Linked DNA regions of Homo sapiens: region 2 is linked to region 1. The links are chromatin contacts, found by Hi-C or POLR2A ChIA-PET in ENCODE. All regions are on one chromosome and are shown on one strand. The core of a region is the stretch at or near the end of the contact, and the rest is flanking DNA. Distances in the headings are between cores, read along the strand shown.

Region 1 (2,700 bases), core at 68-2,567:
TTGCAAAATTAGACCAGAAGAGAAACTAATGGGCAACTATGGCGTTAGAAGCTTGAACCACTTTCACAGCCTGCAACACCTGTTGAGTCACGTTCATGCTCCTAGGTGTAACATTCAGGGTCTCCATCACCTGGTTTCTCTCTGTTCTCCGGCCTCATTTTAACCTACTTAGCTCTAAAACTTTTAGACTGTTTCATGCCTTTGAATATTTAATCATGCAGTACCCACTGCCTTGAATGTTTTGCAAACTTTTTTTTTTTTAACTTGAAAAACCTGCTATGATTCCCTCTAGTTCTAGTTCCAGGCATCATCTTCCCCAGGAAGCTTTTCCCTAATCTCCTTAGGAGTTAAGGGCCCCTTCCTTCTACCCCCACAGAATCCTGCACAAAATACTGTCTTATAACCCCTGATATTGTGTTGTATTTTCTGTGTAGGAGTCTGTCTCATCACCCAGACTCTTGAGTTACACAAGGGAAGGACATGTTTTATTCATTTTTGTAGATTTAGTACAAAAGAGTACATTATAATAGGGTGCCTAGTGCATATTAAGAAATCAATAAATATCCATTACTTTCTTTAAAAAAAAATGAATTGCTTACACTTATAAATCTATTGAAAGTATCATGGCAAGAAGCAAAGCTCTTAAAAACCATAAAGAAATTATGAATTTTTCAGGGTTTTTGGAATGTGGTTGCCACTTAACATTCAAACTATTAATAAAATACTAATGTGGGTATAAACTGAAAACTCAGGTGTGTTTTTCTTTAAATAAATTTGGTGCAAGGAAATCTGTGATTATGTTGTTAAAATTGAGAATTAGAAAGCGGTTCTTCATTTAATGAAGAAGACTTTCTTTATACAAAATAAGCCATAAGATTAAATGGTGAACTGCTTGTGGACATTAAATTGACTAAAAAAGAGGTTTAAATTCCCATACAAGGAATACGTGATATGCACTAACTTATGTATATCTATATCTTAATAGAATGTGTTGGGCACGTCTACAAGATTTTCCTTAAAATGTAGAAGAAGCCTAGAGTATAATATTTAAGAAAGATTACATATTATTCCAGTTAAAACTTTCAAATTAGGATTGATTGCCAAGACTACTTCAACTCATGTGGGGAAATTGGAGGAGTGTTTTGACGGGGGAAAAGACAAAACAGAAAATGCCAGAGCCCAAAATAAGTTCCCCAGAGAAGCTGGGAGTCTTTGCCTTGATTGGATACAGACTGGGAACTTTCTCATTGCTTTGGAATTTGGGCTAACGTCCAAAACTGAGGGTAACCTGTGACAATTGCATTGCACATTCTGAAGAAAGGTACTTAGACATGTTCCCCACAGGATGTGTTAAGGTGTTGGCCAATCATCAAATATTGTCACTCCAAAGAACACATTTAACAGCCGGGAAGAAAATTGTAGGAAAAGAGAGCACTTTGGCACGGAAGGGTAAGCTGCTATGTGACTTCGTCTTGATCCAAGAGAGGAAATTGAGAGAAAACCCTCTGGAGCAAAGGTGGTGAGGACAGAGAGGCTCACTAGTGGGGAATACTGCCATCTTACAGAGTTCGAGAAATTTCCTCAGAGAGTTTGAAGGGTGCCCTCTAGAGCAGGACTTTGCAAACTTTCTGTGATAAAGGACCAACCTGTTTCAATTTCCAGTCCATCATGGAGTGACAGGTTTATAGATTTACTAGAACTGAATTTTTAGAAAAATGAAATGGAAACAATGTTCAGAGGTTACATACTCTGTATTGTAACATCAAATTGCTATAAAAATTTCTGAACAGTACTCTTAATTCCTGCACTTATTTTGTCATGAACTGGTAACAGACTGTTAAGAATCAACATGAGTGCTGAGACCTCAGAATAAGTACCTCTATCCTACATCAGAACTTCACCCAGAGATCTGGTTAAAATGACAATTCTGAGCACTACTGCCAGTCCAAGCTCTCTGCTACTAAGAGGCTCCTGGGCGATGCCAGTGCTCTGGTCGGGGGCATTCTTTGTGTCCAAGGCTCTAGAGAAGTGCAGGCCGATAGAAATATGATGTGAGCCACACATGTAATTTATTTTTTAGTAGCCTATTTAAAAAACAGGGAAAGGAAATGGGTGATTAATTTTACTAATACATTTTATTTAAGCCAATATATCCAAAATATTATCACGTGGTTGATATAAAAATTAGTGATGAGACATCTTGCTCTGTGTGTGCGTGTGTGTGTGTGTGTGTGTGTGTTTTAATACTAAAGCTTTGAGATCTCAATTTGGACTGGCACATTTCAAGTGTTCAATGGACACATGTGGTTAATGGCTTCAGTGTTTAGCCAGGCAGTGCTTGAATGTGGGCAGCACAGGGCCTGGTGCCTGACTCTGCAGGAGAAATCACAGGTATGAGGTGGCTGAAGATGCGCAGCATGACAGAGTGAGGCCAAAAGGCAGCAGTGCTTGAAGTTTGAGAACATGATGGGGGAGGATGTGTTCATTTTCCTGCAGGACAAGTAGCACTGTGCAAGTTAGTGCAAGTTATTTGAAGGGCCTCCCACCATTTCACAGCAAGAGGGGTGCATGCTGGAATGAAGGAATCCCAAGCACCTTCTGGTACAGGAGTCAAGGTTCTTACAAAAGATTAACGAGAGAGTGTTTTGAATGCATCAGGAAATGTTAAATGTATGAGTCCCTGAAAGGGTCTCCAAAGAA
Region 2 (2,700 bases), core at 84-2,583, 460 kb before region 1:
CAAGGGGTGCAGACTGAGAAATCATTAGTCTTAGCACTTACTCTTCCATAACCCTCAAAGCTTGTCTAACAGTGATTCTTTTCTGCCTTTCTCCTTCATTATATGATAAATTGCTAGAGGGTTTAGACCTCCTTTTAAATTCACCTTTATCTCTCTGGGCTCAACAGGGTGCCTTAGGAACAGGGTAGACTGCACAGTTCCTGACTGAAAATAACACTGGCAAGGAAACACCCCAAGGTGCTATCAGCTGCCAGATGCCAGAAGGAAATGGAAGGGCCTGGACTGCTCCCTAAAGAGCCTGACCCAGAAGCGGTGTGTAACAGGTTCCACTCAATGCCTTATAGGCTGAAAATTGCTCTGTCTTCTCAGAGCTAGAAAGGGTGTTCAGATAAGGCAGGGTGGGACCCTGACTCATGGACACACAATTAGCCGGCTTTTGTCTTTGAATCTGACTGGAAGTGACTCATGAGCTGGAAAAAAACCCTTTGGAAACAAATGAAGGGGGAAAAAAGGAGGGTAAGCCACGACTGCATTTTACTCTGTTAAAATGCAGATCTGCTGTCCTATAAATGTAGAATACTGTACATTTCCTCAGCCTCCCTCCAACAAAGACCCAGGGGAAATTATTAAGCCTGACAATTCACTCATTTTCTCCAAGATTTTTATTAAATGCAATTTAGAGGGGATAAAGTTTCTTCTCTTTTCTCTTTCTATTCACTTGAATAAGCCCTAATTACCACTAGGGTACAATAAATGGGCTTCTAGAAGTCTGTGGCAATTGGCGATGCTTCCCCTTTAAATTAACCAGTTGAAGCCTCCAGTTTCAACAGCCACCAGGGCACTTCCCGTCCACTCACAACTTGCTCAGTGCAATCTGAAGAGCATTTATTGAGCACCTTGTTATGGGGCACTGACATATGCTGCGGAGGATAGAAGACTTCTCGGGGGGTTATAATGGGGCTGGGGAGCTCTTGAACTCAACTGACATACTGTGTAAGTTAAACTAGTAAATGCCATGGGATTTTTGGATTAGAAGCAACAAAAACACAAACTAGGTTAAACAATAAGAATTTGTGGCAAAAAATAATGGGCTGTCGCAAGGAATCGGGGGCAGGCAGGGCTGTACCAGGGACACAGGAACCGATGCTGCCAATAACATTAGACTCCTGTTGGCCTCAGCGCTCTCTCCCAGCCTGTCTGGCTGTGGCTGAGGCTCTATCTTTGTTTTCTGCTCGATCTTTATCTCTGTTTCTGCCTTCAGATTGGCCTTGCCTCTCCTCTCCTGACCATGGGAAACATGGTCATGTATGTTATAATATCTTGCAGTTTTAGCCCTGGGGAGAAACTGACTTTTTCACTTCCAGTTTCAAAATTTCCCAAGAAGGCTTTTGATTGGATTCAAATATGTCAGCTCTTCCCGCTGGGACCAATCCCCTGTGGCAAGGTGGGGGAGGGAAATTTGAGAAGGGCCGTGAATGGTCCAGCTTAGGTCAGAGGTACAGTTTCCACGTCCCCACCCCCACCCCCGCCCCGTCAACAAAACAGCTCTGCCCTGTAAGCCTGTGGGTGTGGGTGAAGGTGGAAGTGGGTCGGAAGAGGCTGCGGGCTCCACTTTGCCAGGAGTGTAGGGGGAAGGGCTGAGTTGAGGAAACAATGGGTCTAGCACTTCTGCTGACCTTGTTTTCAGAAACAACCACAGGGCCTCTGGCCCCAGTGGAACTTGACTCATAAAGGCGAGAGACTTGACTATTGAAAAAGGTCTCCTATGAAATCTGAATTTCACTTAATCCTCAGAACAACTGTTGAGGGGGTTGTTACTACTCCCATTTTAAGACGCGGGCTGTAGAGAGGGTAACCACCCTGTCCACATTCACACAGCGAACACGTGGTGGGGCAGGGCTCAAGTCCAGGCGATTCCAAAGTCCCCCCGTGCTGTTTGCGCCACGCGGTGCTCCCACCAAGCCCACTCCGCGGGGAGAAAAACCATAGGCCTCGGAGGAGGAGCGGCTCCTCGCAGTGGGGTGGGGCAGAGGCCAGCATGAGGCCTTGTTCACTGGAGGATTCCACAGGCCTGGAACGGAAAGAATGAGAGCTCTGCAGGCAGGCAGAGCCCAGGGCGCCCAGTGCCCCCAGGCTGCGACAGCCAAGTCGGTGGGCGCGCATGGCGGGGCTTGAAGGAAAGGTCCAGAGCCGGTGGGAAAGGCCACGCCCCGGGGTAGAGCGCTTCCTTCCAGATCCCGGCCTTTAACTGCAATTCCGTTTTAAGGGCAACCCTGCCCGGTTCACACCTAGCCTTGAAGATGACAGATTGCACTGTGAGCAATTTGCAGGGTGAGAACGGGAGCCTACGACTCCGCACCTGCACTGCCAGAGCCATAAATGCAGCAAATCATGGCCTATAAAATGTCACCACTGCTGAAGTGCAATTTTCCAGGGGTCTTCTGCAGAGGGAACTCCACCACGGAGAGCGACCCTCGGCTCTGCAGCCTAAGAGGAAGGCCCCTGCAGGGTGGGGGAGGGAACAGGGAGGTCTTCCTCCCCATCCCCTTCGTGCCACTGCTCCCCCCTTTGTGACCCCACTCTGCCACGTGGTAAAAGCTTCCGGGGGGAGGCATTAGTTATTTCTGTCTGAGGAGTTTTTGACCAAACGTAAACATCAGAGGAGCGGGAACCCGAGCCCCGCCTGGGCTGGGCGGCAGC

The links. Hi-C counts contacts between places; a loop is a spot of excess contacts on that map. ChIA-PET counts read pairs that join two places held with the same protein, here RNA polymerase II (POLR2A). Pooled maps may share reads with other maps.
Region 2: a loop to region 1 is called in a map of PC-3, with 4 times the contacts of the local background. The contact joins the enhancer-like site here to the promoter of LINC02015 in region 1. A Hi-C loop is called at or near these places in 18 of 168 maps with a recorded cell type or tissue (HepG2, IMR-90, MCF 10A and 11 more), 1 of 37 single-sample maps with no recorded cell type and 20 of 50 pooled maps. POLR2A ChIA-PET finds 5 or more read pairs at or near these places in 5 of 52 experiments (HepG2, MCF 10A, OCI-LY7 and 2 more).

What each region holds. Positions count from the first base shown.
Region 1 is chr3:177,815,548-177,818,247 of GRCh38, forward strand. LINC02015 (long intergenic non-protein coding RNA 2015) reads left to right here and starts at 1,318. Exons shown (of 3, transcript NR_110826.1): 1 at 1,318-1,449.
Region 2 is chr3:177,357,203-177,359,902 of GRCh38, forward strand. No RefSeq gene overlaps it. Among named protein-coding and RNA genes, the nearest start is that of LINC00501, 64 kb to the left of the region's middle. RefSeq lists enhancers at 913-1,112, 1,233-1,472, 1,359-1,653, 2,327-2,700, 2,679-2,700. Within about 2 kb of position 1,334, at least 40 of the 41 ENCODE cell types and tissues checked have a DNase peak (open chromatin) inside an H3K27ac peak, as active enhancers do; they include IMR-90, OCI-LY7, PC-3 and 7 more, where a contact is called at or near this core.